Regions from separate parts of the Homo sapiens genome. Here all the other regions are linked to region 3. Evidence: chromatin loops called from intact Hi-C (ENCODE). Cell type or tissue: endothelial cell of umbilical vein. All regions are shown on one strand. Each heading gives the region's core, and the rest is flanking DNA. Links, peaks and the distances in the headings are about the cores only. Region 1 overlaps LOC105370777 (a long non-coding RNA gene). Region 2 has its middle 150 kb from the start of THBS1. Region 3 has its middle 130 kb from the start of LINC02694.

Evidence for each region. Hi-C counts contacts between places; a loop is a spot of excess contacts. Peaks named below come from ENCODE experiments on the same cell type or tissue, not always from the same donor. Only the 100,000 strongest peaks of a DNase experiment are listed, where the experiment ranks them.
Region 1: a loop joins it to region 3, with 7 times the contacts of the local background. A loop is called at or near these places in 3 of 110 quality-filtered maps.
Region 2: it touches region 3 in a loop (8-fold over the local background); 3 of 110 quality-filtered maps call a loop at or near these places.

The regions. Positions count from the first base shown.
Region 1 is chr15:39,100,649-39,105,352 of GRCh38, reverse strand. The region is part of intron 1 of LOC105370777 (a long non-coding RNA gene); the gene reads left to right. Among named protein-coding and RNA genes, the nearest start is that of LINC02915, 150 kb to the left of the region's middle. In endothelial cell of umbilical vein, for the core only: no CTCF peak of the experiment used is centred there; a DNase peak (open chromatin) is centred at 2,782; H3K27ac peaks cover 959 bases.
Region 2 is chr15:39,427,501-39,432,204 of GRCh38, reverse strand. No RefSeq gene overlaps it. Among named protein-coding and RNA genes, the nearest start is that of THBS1, 150 kb to the left of the region's middle. In endothelial cell of umbilical vein, for the core only: no CTCF peak of the experiment used is centred there; DNase peaks (open chromatin) are centred at 1,204 and 2,054; H3K27ac peaks cover 3,365 bases.
Region 3 is chr15:38,826,225-38,830,928 of GRCh38, reverse strand. No RefSeq gene overlaps it. Among named protein-coding and RNA genes, the nearest start is that of LINC02694, 130 kb to the right of the region's middle. In endothelial cell of umbilical vein, for the core only: no CTCF peak of the experiment used is centred there; DNase peaks (open chromatin) are centred at 1,628 and 2,568; H3K27ac peaks cover 3,996 bases.

The sequences.
Region 1 (4,704 bases), core at 501-4,500, 270 kb before region 3:
CACAGGAACAGAAAGCCAAATAATGCATGTTCTCACTTATAAATGGGAGCTAAATAATAAGAACTCAAAAATGCAAACAAGGGAACAATAGACACTGGGGTCTACTTGAGGGTGGAAGGTGGGAGAAGGGAGAGGAGCAGAAAAAAAATAACTATTGGGTACTAGGTGTAGTACCTGGGTGATGAAATAATATGCACAACAAACCCTCATGGCATGTGTTTAGTTATGCAACAAACCTTCACATATACCCCCAAGCCTAAAATAGAAGTTAAAAAAATAAAGTTAAAAAATTTCTAGGAAATATATGAGATCAAGGGATGAATATGCATTTTATGTTGTATTTCACATTAGAAATGACAAGCACTGGAAAAAAAAATCAGTGGAATGGAGCTTTAGAGACTAGTCCACATCTGCATTTTGTTTGTTTGTTTGAGATGGAGTCTTGCTCTGTCACCCAGGCTGGAGTGCAGTGGCACGATCTTGTCTCACTGCAACCTCCACCTCCTGGGTTCAAGCGAGTCTCCTGCCTCAGCCTCCTGAATAGCTGGGACTACAGGCATGTGCCACCATGCCTAACTAATTTTTGTATTTTTTTAGTAGAGATGGGGTTTTGCACTGTTGGCCAGGCTGGTTTCAAACTCTTCACCTCAGGTGATCCACCCACCTTGGCCTCCCAAAGTGCTGGGATTACAGGTGTGAGCCACTGCCCCCGGCCCACATCTGCATTTTAAAGATGATCAGCTATCTAGAACATTTAAAGATTTGCCCCAAGTCACACAGCTAGTTAGTGGTGGAGTTTGCAGTCAAATCCAGGACACATAATTCATTCCTTCCAATACATTACAGGGCTGTCAAATTCTGCTTGTCTTTTCAAATCAGATTCCTATCCTTAATTTTTCCTTTTCTTAAGTCAGCAGAATGGAAGTAGTTGTAGTCCTGGTCGTCTCATCCTGCTCCCACATGGCTGTGAACACTCTTTTTTTTTGTCTTACACAGTTGTCATCTATTCTATCCCTTCCTTGAGTTCAGCCATCTGATCATGAGAACTTAGAGAGACAGGGAGGTCAGCACTGACCAAGTATTGTTTCCTGCTGTTACCTTACTTAATCTCCTTTTTATTTTAGGAGGTAAAGGAAGGAAGAGAAATGGATGGGAATGGGTCAGAGGAACAACACACACTTTTAGGAGAAAGGAGATTAAGTAATATCTGCTTCCTGTATTCCATTGTGGCCTGAATTTCTCATAATGTGGGCCCACTCATTGATTCTCTGAAGATGCAACACATGAGTTATCCTGGGACCTAAGATAATTCCTAAACTTAGGCCGAATCTATAAAATCAATGGATAAGTCCTTCTAGAACAGTTACAGCTGCAAATTTAGACCAAACTAGTCAGTAACAGTGTCAACTTGGTGACATGATTGAAATGACTGGCACCATTAGGATTCTATGAATGGGGCTTCTGGGCAGAACAAGCTAAAGTCAGAATTTGTATTGTAGCACTGCACCTGATTCCTTAAACTAATTTATATGACAGCATAATGGATGCCAGGACCTAATAGAACTTTCTCAGAGAGAATGGTTTTGATTGGGGGAAAACCAAACCAAACCGAAGAAACTACAAGATGATCCGGGGAATCTGAACTCTGACTAGATGTTTAATGACACTAAGGAACTATTGTTAAATGTTAAGTTTGTGGTAGGCTGAATAATGCCTCCTCCTCTCAAGGATGCCCATGTCCTAGTCTTTGGTACCTATAAATGTATTACCTTATATGGGCAGAAGGAATTTGGCAGATATAATTGAGTTAAGGATTACTCTGGCTTATCCAGGTAGGTCCTACATGTAATTGCAAGGTGTATTAGTCCATTTTCACACTGACATATAAAACTACGTGAGACTGGGTAATTTATAAAGAAAAGAAGTTTAATTGACTCACAGTTCCACATGGCTAAGGAGGCCTCTGGAAACTTACAATCATGGTGGAAGTCAAAGGGGAAGCAAAGTGTATTAGTCTGTTCTCACACTGCTATAAAGAAATACCCAAGACTGGGTAATTTATAAAGCAAAGAAGTTTAATGGACTCACAGTTCCACAGGGCTGGGAAGGCCTCAGTAAGCTTACAGTCATGGCGGAAGGGGAAACAGGCACCTTCACAAGGTGGCAGGAGAGAGAAGAGTGAAGAGCAAAGGGGAAAGAACCCCTTATAAAACCATCAGTTCTCATGAGAACTCACTCGCTATCACGAGAACAGTATGGGGGAACCATCCTCATGATCCAGTCACCTCCCACTGGGTTCCTCCCTTTACATGTGGCAATTATGGGGATTCCAATTTAAGATGAGATTTGGGTGGGGACACAGAGCCAAACCATATCACAAGGCATGTCTTACATGGTGGCAGGAGAGAGAGAGAGCGTGTGAGCGCAAAGGGGGAGGTGCCGCTCACTTTTAAACAACCAGATTTCATGAGAACTCCGTCACTATCATGAGAACAGCAAGTGGGAAGTCTACTCCCATGATTCAGTCACCTCCCATCAGACCCCTCCTCCCACAGGTGGGGATTGCAGTTCAAGATGAGGTTTGGGTGGGTACACAGAGCCAACCCATATTACAAGGGTTCTTAGAAAAGGGAGCCAACAAGGTCAATGAATAAAAGACCATACAGCCACAGAAGCAGAGGCTGAGTGATATAGCCAGCATCCAAGGAATGCCATTTGCAGGAAGAGGCAAGGAATTTATTCTTCCCTGTGAAGCCTTGAAAAGGAACCAGACCAGATAAGATCTTGATCCTTAAGACTCATTTCCAACTTCTGACCTCCTGAACTATAAAATGATACATTTTTGTTGCTTTACGCTAGTAAGTTTTTGGTAATTTGTTACAGGAACAATAGAGAAGTAATAAAATGCAAGAAGTCTATTATTCTGTTTTAACAGTTCTTGTCTTTTACAAGTTCATAGTATAATATTTATATGTGAATAAAACCATGTCTTAGATTTGCTACAAAATAATCCAGTGTATATGGAGAAAAGAGTGTGTGTGGTGGGGAATATTGATGAAACAAGATTGCAGATGTTGATAATTTTGAAGGTGGATAATGGGTACATGTTTAAATTTCTTTGCTCTTGTTTATATTTGAATATTTCTAAATTTAAAATTTAAAAAGGTTAGGGGCATAATGACAAGTTTTTCCTACTTAACAAATCTTCCTAGAGCTGACTTGCCTGAGACGGTCATTTTGCCTTCCTTTATTCTTTCTCTTTCCCCCATCCTCAATATTCTTAGCAAATAATGAAGGAGGAGTTCTGGTAAGATTTCTAGTGACCTGGCAGACCTGGTTGGCAGGCAGGGTATGTAATTGCTGCAGGAGAATCGGTTCTATTTGGATACAACATCAGACTGGATTTCAACAGTGCTGGGGAATCCTTCATACCACTGGTCCCATTTTTATACAAAACTGAAAGAGAAAAGGTAGAGAATACCACTGCTTCTGTTATTCATGGTGAATTTATTTAATTTGGCATTTTTATAATCACATGACATACACTAGGACAAAAAATAGTTCCATTTTCTTGGTTTCTCCCTGATAAGAATTTTGAGCACATTATCAGAGAAATGTGTCTATTCTTCAACTCTTTACATAGACAATTTTAATACAGTGGTTCTCAGTAGAGCTATGTATCAGAATTAACTATAGATTTTTGAATTTTAGCATAATTTCCAAGGCTATATCCTAGACAAAAATCAGAAGCCCCAGAACAACAGGGAAACACTTTTTAAGTAAAGAAGTGGAATGATTAGATTTTGTTTTAGAAAGTCAATTTTGATAGCTGTGTGAAAGATAAGCTATAATGGTGAGACACAAAAGAGAATCCAGTTAGGGGAGTATTTTAGTAATGCAAGTGAGATATGATGTGCAGATGAAATAAGGAAATGTTATTGGAGATGGAAAAGAGAAGGTGGATTTGAAAGAGAAACAATATGTTTTGGTAACTTAAATGATGAGAGGAAATAAGTAGTGGGAGATACATATATAATGTATGTATAGGTGTGTGCACATACACACACACACATATATATACATATATAAAATGTGTATATAGACACATATATAAAATGTGTATATAGACACATATATAAAATGTGTATAGACATATATAAAATGTGTATATAGATACATATATAAAATGTGTATATAGACACATATATAAAATGTGTATATAGACACATAAAATGTGTATATAGGCACATACATAAAATGTGTATATAGACACATATATACCTACATATTTCTATATATACACATATATACATATATAATGGTGTATGTATGTATGCATATATGTATATATAACTATATACATGTTATATATACATATATATGTATGTATATATAACTATATACATGTTATATATACATACATATATATGTATATATACCAGGATAATTCTTGGTCTTGTTGTGATAACCAGTAGAAACACAGAGATGGCTTTTCCCCACTGTCCCACCATCTTCATCCTTCCAACTATAAGGAAGAAAATTCCTTCTAAAACATGCTCTTGCCTCTTTTTCCAGAAGGTAGGGAGTGGGACAAGATTTCCATGGTCTTATGCAATTTGTAAAGAAGAAAGAAACAACTGGAGAGGTTCCTGGGAAGAAACACAAAGTGTGGAAATGTGCCTCCACCAGGTCGCAGGATCCCTC
Region 2 (4,704 bases), core at 317-4,316, 600 kb before region 3:
GCAGAGAATACTGCCTGGAGGGGGATGTGCTCCTTGTCTGACTCCTTTGAAGATCAAAAAGATAGAGGGAGGATTGGGAGAGGGCTGAGCAGGAGAGAGCAGGAAGGAGACACACTGAGCTGGTACACATCATGGGATGAAGGCCAGGAGAAACCAGGCTGCAATAAGTTAGGAGTCTACAGAGAGGGAGATATGAGAGCCATTTTGTGAAACTTTCCCCTAAGAATGGAATCATGCTTTGTGAGGTAAACTAATGGGGGGATAACATAGGTTTAATGGGGGACCTTTCAAGGACCTCTTGACTTGGTGCACCTATTCATCTCATCAGTGATTATTCTGTGCCCAAGACACCATAGTGTCCTGGATTTACAAAAGATAGGCATGAGACTGTCTCTGCTTTTGTAGAATCAACAATACCTCTGAAGGACCAAACCTATGCAGAGACATGCTCAATTTCATTTATCTAGTGATGGAACTTCATGGAAAGATGGCTAATGCAACATAACATACACTACATGAAGGATGAATCAGACTTCCAAAACTATAGTCTAATTCACTCCTTGAAAATATTCTTTTTCTTTCTTTTTTTTTTTTTTTTCCTGTGGCCCAGGCTGGAGTGCAGTGGTGCAATCATACTTTTGTAGTAAAGTGTCCCTGTGGTTTTGGAATGAGAAATGAGACGTTTATTTTCCTCAACTCACTGCAGCCTCAACCTCCTGGGCTCAAGCTATCCTCAGGCATGTACCACCATGTCTGGATAATTTTCTTTTTCTTTTTCTTTTTTGTAGAAGTGGGGGTCTCACTATGTTGCCCAGGCTAGTGTTGAACCCCTGGTCTCAAATGTTCCTCATGCCTTGGCCTCCCAAAGTGCTGGAATTACAGGCATGAGCCACTGTGCCTGGCCAAAATATTTTTCTTAAACAATGAGTTCTTTTTCATATTACCATGAATTTAAAATTTCTCTGAAATGACCAAAGACCACTTTTTGTTTTCAAAAGATATACAGTACATCCAGGGAGCTGGCTTCCAAGTTTCTTTTTTCTTTGCTGTTAAAGGCAACAATGGAATAAGACTTCAGAAGGTCTCTGTGCTCAGGATGGTGAATGATGTAGGAAATAGCTCCGTACTAGGGACTCTGGGGCAACCAAAACATTGGTACATTGCTTGTCTAGCCTAAACCAGTGGGAACTATTCTCTGGATGCTTTTCCCCTTACGTTTTCCCCTTTATTGCCCTCATGGACAAACTCATACATTGATTTATTCAACATATATTTTGACCTCCACCTATGTGTTAGGCACAGTATCAGGCACTGGGCACCCCATTACATACAGGTCCAAGCAGTCCCTGCCCTCAAGGAGGTTAATATCTAGCCAGAGAGACAACATTATTAGTTTAATAATAATTATACACGTTTTTGTTGTGTAATATTACTGCTTAAAGATTACAATTAGCTCAATTATAAGATAATTTACAAAATGCCCAACGACTAATGAATATGGGTAGTCATTGTCCAAATAGCTGTGCACACATCATCATTTAATTATAGTACTGAAGACAGCTGCACTGGCAAAGTGCAGGGTGTGATGAGAGTGGGTAATGGGGCAACCTGCCCTAGCCGCAGGGGCTGGGGAAAGCTTTCCTGAGGAAGTGGCTGTTAGCAAAAGACTGGGAGAGGGAATAAAAGTTGGCCCGGGAAGAGGAAGTAGAGAGGAAGGACAGAAAATGGTCCAGGCAGAGGCAACAGGACAAGAAAAGGCCCTGGGGCCTTTGAAACCCAGTTCCACTCTTGATCTGCAAACCTTTTTAGGGATACTACAAACTAGTCCCCTTACACTTTTCAAACAAAGAGAGTTCACAGTGCTTTCAGTTGCCCACTTTTATATGCTATCAACAAATTCCTAGCTCCCCCCATTTTCTCCATTTCCTCTGTCCTCAGTCTTCCCCCCACAGTGTTCAGTTACACAAAAGGGCCTACGTGTTTACCAGCCTCTTTCATGACCCTGATCAACAAGCTTTGGTGGAAGACATCTGCGTCTAGACAAAAGATTGGTTAGTCTTTGTGAAAGTAAATGTTCCACGTCTGACTCAACCTGACCAAGAGCCAAGAAAAGGATGATAAGGCTGATGGAAAAGATTTTCTTAATGAATGGCAGTAAAAAACAGCCCAAAGGTGAAGGCAAGAAACAGCCTTGGTGTTTCCTGGGGCTCCTGGCCCCAGACAGGCTCTTGAAAGCACTCAAGGATAAGAGGTAGGAAGGTTATTTCATTTCCTCTCTGCCTCTTTCTATTTTAACACTTTCCTCCCTCTCACGCTAATCTCTATTCCCCACACCTCATGCTCAAAACAGTCACCCTTTAGGTTTTGGGGGGTAAGTATTACCCCTTTCAAGTGGGTTAAAATGTCTGGAATGGAGATTATTAAAGCTAACTTTCCTGGTTATACCTTTTTTTTTTTTTTTTTTAAACTCTTTCAACTTCAGTATCTTGGAAAGTTGAGCCTATCATATCACCAGGAGGATTGAGAGTTTAAACAACAATTACAAATTACGTGGAAAGTTGGAAAAAGAAGAGAGTTCCCTCTATTCTTCCCTGGCATCTCTGGGTGGCTGTTGTCCATGCTGGAGGAGTTGTCACCTTATGTGCCCTTGAGGGACCTCCCCTCAGGAATCAGCAGTGGGATAACCTTGCAGGTGTTTTTTGTTTTTTCCCAGAAATAAGAGACGTAAGCAAGGTTTAAATTCATAGCCAAGTAACATAATTTGCTGTCAAATTTAATGAGAAAAATTTAAAAATTAAAGCCACATCTAATTTTTAAAATACATGATTATGTACTGAGCTCTTTCAACACAGAATCTTACATAGGTCTTCTTTCCTTTTACAATGATCCTTGTAAGGTAAGTCACACAACTGTTTATTTTACAGAAAGGAATCTGAGGCTCAAAGAAATTAAGTCTCTGGCTCAAGATCATAACTAGTAAGTGGCAGAACCGGGATTTGACAGGTGTTTTGATTTTAGGTCCAATGATCTCTTTGTTACACTCACTTCCTCACCTGTGGGCTGTGAGGGACTTTGTTGCTTAAATAAGCTAGGGCTCCAAGAACCCAAGCTTCTAGGATAAATAATAACCCAACCAATGCAGGGTGTCCACTATGATTCACCGTGGCGTCCTTACGTATTTTGGAAGACAGCAGTATTTGAAGGATAAGATTTTTTTTTTTCCTCTAGGATCCTCTAGGAAGGCAACTCAGGTCCTATAAAGAAGCTGCTGATTTTCACCCAGTGGCTGGGAATTTGATGGGTCCCCCTAAGATCTGCAAAGGGATGAAACTGGAACTTATTCTCCAGTTCTATGTCTAGGGTGGGTGGAGATCGATATTTTGGGAGAAAAATGGGAGCATAATGTAGAGGAGAGCCCCTGAAGGTTTGGGTTCCTTGTGCTGAGACCTAACATCCTACAACATCTCCTTTGCAACTGGGAGTGCTTTGGAATGTTTAAAAACACGTGCTTGAGTTGAGCAGTGGAGGCTCAGAGGACACTCTTGCATGAGGTGGAAAGGCTCAAAGTCCTGGCCTTCCTTCTCCTTGTCTCTTGACCTTGCTTCAGGGGGAGAGATGGTGAAGTGGAATGATAATGGATCTTGGGCATCAGACCCAGGTTCAAATTTGTGTTCTACTATTTTTAGGCTGTGTAGTCTGGACTTCAGTTTTCCTATTTGTCAAGTGAAGCTTAATAGTACCTCCTAAGAGGATTTCCCTGGGGATTGCATGAGCGAATAAGGGTTCCACATACTCTATGTCAGAGCCAGTGCTCAAACGTTGGTCCTCACATCCTGCACAGAGGACCTCTTCATATGTGATTATTTGTTTTATTTTACTGTCATTTATTATTTGTTTATCGTGTGCTCCCCCATTAGAATGTAAGCCCTAGAAGGAGTTATATAATATTGTTTGTTGAATAAATGATATTACTTTGAATACATAATACTCTAAGAAGTTCCAGGCACTGTAACAGTTCCAGCAACAGTTCCAGGCACTGTTCCAGTGCCCAGAACATGGTAGATTTGAATAAATAATATTACTGCAATACATGCATATGTCAATGTTAAAGTGGAGAGATAGAAGCACTCAGGAAGCATAAAGAAAATTCAGCCTCTTAAAATCTGGGACACCTTGAAACCATGAGTGGCTCAGAAAGAGCCAGCAGTCTCTGGCTATTGCTGGCTTTGCTGGGCTGCCCCCCTAGAGGCGTGAGGTTAGGATATTGTGTAACGACAAATGACACAGAGGGGACTGTCTGTTCTGGCTTCTTATCTAGAAGCCCTGCACCTCTATAACCCCAGGGCTGTTCTTGGAGCTGTGGCTCAGAGAGTCAGGCTGACAGCACAAGGACAGGGAAAAAGGTCCTATTCTGACATTCAGAGGATCTGTCTTTTCTCTCCTGGGTCTCCAGGACCCTATCCTTCTGAGCTAGATGCACCTACGTTTTGAAAATGAAGATGGGTAGCTGTGCTGAAGCTCTTGTCAGCATGCAATTGAGATACTCTTTGGCCAAAGCAGAAATTGGTTGGAATTCTGGCATCCTTGGCTTAGAAAAGAGCCTGAGCAGGTAGATTTTTCTGCTTGTGTTAGCTTATGAGAAAGCCCAGAGTCTCTGCATGAGCTTCTAAAATGCCTAATACTTCTTACACAATTCAAGTTGGA
Region 3 (4,704 bases), core at 373-4,372:
TGCACTGGTGCAATCTCAGCTCACTGCAACCTCTGCCTCCTGGGTTCAAACAATTCTTCTGCCTCAACCTCCCAAGTAGCTGGGACTACAGGTGCGTGCCACCACACCCAGCTAATTTTTGTATTCTTAGTAGAGACGGGGTTTCACCAATGTAAACACTACTCTTGACCTGACAGGCAGCTTTTCCTTATAATCTGGTGACACCACCCACAACCCCCAGATTGACGAGGGATTGTTTCTTATGGTGTAGAGATAGGAGTTTGAAATAGGGGTTCAAACCCCAGTTATGTCACTAGCTCTGTGACATACACAAGTTTCTTCTCTCTCTGTCTCTGGGAAGCTTCTCACTATGAAATTCTTATTTCACAGAGTTGGAATAAATGAAAGCACTTTATAATCTGCCATTATTTGAACCACTCAACCCAGACATATAGTCTGAAGTAAAAGATGGAAGCCACAGACAATAAGAGTTATATCTGTATGCAAAATGATGGCACTCTGTCAGCTAAAGACCCTGGAGAGAAGACTGAGTTCACACGTAAAGGTTCCTTTTATCTTTAACTGAAAGAGGTAGAATCCAGCACATTTGTGAAGGAGCATGTTTCCTGTTTAGAGTTGCCCTGCCCCAGAGCCACACTCTCCACCTTAGCCCTTTTTTCAGAGGGTAATGGTCAAGAATGAAGGTGCTTGTGCATTAATCCTGACACAACCATTTACTGTCTGGATGACTTAACATCTTTGGGCCTCAGTTTCCTTACCTGGAAAATGATGCTAATTATCCCTACCTCATAGAGTTGTGAGGATTAAAGAAGTTGATGTTTATCAAGTACTTAGAGCAGTCCCTTGCAAATACAAAGTGCTTAAAACACATTGGCCATTATCTTCTCACAGTCAATGTTTCTATAGGAACAAAAAATTGGCTTGTGACCTCAAGGTAATTTGCCATAACATGATACAGACTGCCCCAGCACTCACTGCCAGTGCCAGAGAAGAAGGATGGCCCCATTTGAACTTGGGAAGTGGCTATTCTGAAGAATTAGAATCTCTTGCCCAGAGCATGTGGCTGAGAGGCAGAATGTGAAGCACCTTATTTATTTCATCTGGGCTTTCTCATGTTTACAGGGAGCTGGCATTTCTCTGTCATTCAAAAGAAGGAAAAAAAAAAAAGTCAACGATTGGTCATTCTATTATCAAAGAAGATAACATTTTATCAACTTTTCTTAGATATCTCACATATTCTTCCTTCCAAAAGCACTTGAAGCTTAATTTAGTCAATGACTGGTCAAAGGGAGAAAAGTGACCATTACAATTTGTCATTCACCCAATAATTGTAATCAAAGTAATAACAGCAATAATAGTAATAGTTAACATTTATTATATACATATTGTGGACAACGTTTTATCGTAAGTACTTTACAGAGAATATCTCATCGTAAATCTTCCAAAAACCCTAGGGGATATTATCCCCATTTTACAGAAGGGAAAATAATCCCCAAGTTTCCTAATAACAGGATATCAGGGAGATTTCAATAGAAGAGTCAAGCCAACAAAAACAAATTCAGCAGACAATGGAAATTCTGTTGGGAAATAACACCCCCAGTGGCTCTATCACTCAGCACCAAGAACACCTCCAATGACTGTATGAGTTTCTAGCAACATGGTAACTTTCAGTTCTCGGAAATGTCCAAACAGAGAGCAAGTCATGTGAAAAGATACTTAAGATTGAGCCACTTTCCATTCCTTGAAAATTTAGATCTATGCTTAAAGTTTGCTTCTAGCCTGTCTATATTAGTAGGAGTTGTATTCATCAAGTTGTTTAGAAGTAGTGTTTGTTTAATCAGGGCTTTTTGATGTACAAAGCACTTTTAATTCATTATCTCATCTGATTATTTTCAATGATGGTGACAAATAGAAGTCTTTGTTGCCATTTTATACATAAAATTGAGGCTTAAAATGTCCTCAAGCCCCAGAACTGGATACCAAAACCCTGTCTTCTGCCTCATGTCCCATCTTATGCTTTCATCTTTCAATAAGATGGAGAAGCGAGATTCGTGCACAGGGTAAAATTTTGTTTCAGCACCACACACTAGATACCCAACTAGATCAAAGGATTAATAAGAGCATGTCACCAGCTGGGGATAGATGTATCAAACAGAGATCGTGGGTTAACTGGTATTCAGATTGGGCCAAACACCTTCAAACTTTACTGCAAACAGTTAACAAAATCACAGTGGAATATAGATGCTTTTTATGTTCCAGAAAACAGTCTTTGGACCACCTCAAAAGAAATTCTGTCAAAGCTGTTTTTCTTCTTTAATCCAGGTTGGCTAGTAGCCAAAGAAACAAGGTCTTCATTGCCCACTTCAGTCCTCAACATTTCAACTGAAAAGGGAAGCTTAGGCATAGTGCTTTATAAAATACCATCGGGTGATTAGGGCTTAGAGACATTTCCTGACGTCTAATGGAGATAAGGAATGAAGGCTCCAGAACCAGTTGAGGTACAATTCACTCCCCTGATAGCTAAGCAGAAAAAGAGCTAACACTGGAGTCACCCAGTTTCCCTCTGGAATGTCCCTCTGAGTTTGAGGAAATTCATGTCATCACCTTCCCACCATTCAATAGTCATGGTTATTAGTGGTATCCAAAGATATTCAGAGTCAAATTTAGGTCACATGGGGCCAAACAATGGAATTCCTGCTCTCAAGGACAGAGGAACACTCTAATTTCATTTTCACGGTCAGCATACACGCAATTTCCACCCCAGACATTTGTTGTCCAAAACACTGCCTAAACTTGAGTGCTATGATGTGAAATATATATCTGAAGTTCTGTGGCCTCTTCAGGGGACTGGGGTGTCACCCTGCTTGGCTTCTCTGATCAAAAAAGACTTTCAGCCCAGAGAACCCCTGGCTTCCAACTTGAGGACAGATCCCTAGAAAAGCCCTGGGCCCCTTTTGGATGTGGTACTGTGTAAGGTGAGAGCTTCATTGGAGTTAGAACTTAGGACTCTGAACACTTCACAGCTCAGATCATGGTTTCTTTGGATCTAGAGCAATTGGGAGAGGTGTAGAGAAGGGGCAAAGGGGACAAATTCAGCTCCTGGAAAGAACTGCCAAGATCTCAGAATAGAGATTTTTTTTTTTAATGCCTCAAGGAAAGCACAAAAAAGAAAGCATTCATCACTTCTGCAAGGAAACCTTCCCTAATTACATTGAAATAAAAATACCCTTCCTCCGGCAACCCCCTCTGCCATTCCCCTTGAGTATCATGTTATGCTGGCAATTTACAATTTCACTGCCAGAGCAAAACACTCCTGTGCAGGTTACTCTCATATATTTGGTTGACATTCAGAATCCTGATATCTCAAAAAGTGATACTGCTTCTGTGAGCCTATCCTGTTACTTATAGATCCATCATGTTCATTTTGGCTTATAAGCCCCAGTGGAGCAGAGATGATACCCATTTTGCTAGTTTAACATATACATCAACACAAATATTCTTACCCTACCTTATAATCTAAATCTCCATTATGTATTTTCTCAAGTGAGTCCAATTAGAAATTATTAGATGATACTGTGTACTTTTTCAAACCCATCAAGCTATTGCTGATCCAAAAGGGAAACAGCTCCCTTCAGCTTCTAGTGAAAAGCCCTTCTGTTAGACAAACTCCCTCTCTATAATTAGCTAACATTTCTTTCAACTTTGGCAGCAAGAACAAATAGGCCACTTCAAACATGAAGAGTTTAAGAAGGTTCCGTGGAAAATGAGCATAGGTGCACATAGCTGTTGGTAGGGATAGTTACTTCTGCACAGCACACAGAATGCTCACATTTGGTCATTTTTATCTGCTAAGAGTAGGCTGAGAACCAAGAAATAAACATGGCATCTGGCCCTGAATTGCAACTATTTTTTGCAATTTGCAATCAAAATACTTTAAAGAACACTTGCTTAAGAGATTGACTGATTCATAATAAAGCATCCGGTTCTCCCACCTGTATAACCAGAGCTGTCAGGAACACACTGCAAATGACAATCCTTTTGCTTCAACACACAATGTCAGATTCTTCCCCCATGCTCTCTTGTCTTCCCTAAAATGCCATGTATGACTGCCATGCCATAAAACCAAGTACCATAATGCCCTGATGCTGCATCCAATTTCTTAACCCCAGGGACCTCCAGGGCATCCAAGCTCATCCAGAGTTTATCAAGATCCATCAGGGAGCAGCAAGCCCCACTAGGGAAGGAGGTGGAGGTAGGGGAGTTACCATCTACTGAGAATGTATCACGCTGCAAAAGCTGGAGTTGTATTATCCCATCAAACGCTCACAAGCACTCCAGGAGTATATATTCTTCATTTTGCGTACGAAAAACTAATGATGAAAAAGTTTAACGAACATGCTAAGCCACATGTTTCAAGTTTGGATCTCAAGTTAAATGCCATGCTCTTTCCACTGCATCACAGGCTCCAATTTTGGAGCATGGGCACAGGGCATGGGAACATGAGAAATTTTAGGAGTTGATTTTTTATCTTAAAAATCAAGAATAAGTCAGCATTGATTTTAAATTTTTCTTACATATAACACTTTGGAAAGAATGTAGAAAACTTAATAAAGGATAGGAACATGGAAGATATGGAATCAGGTAAGAAATTTACTGCAATATTCCAGGAGAGAGTTGATAAGGGCTGGAAATAAGTTGTCTACC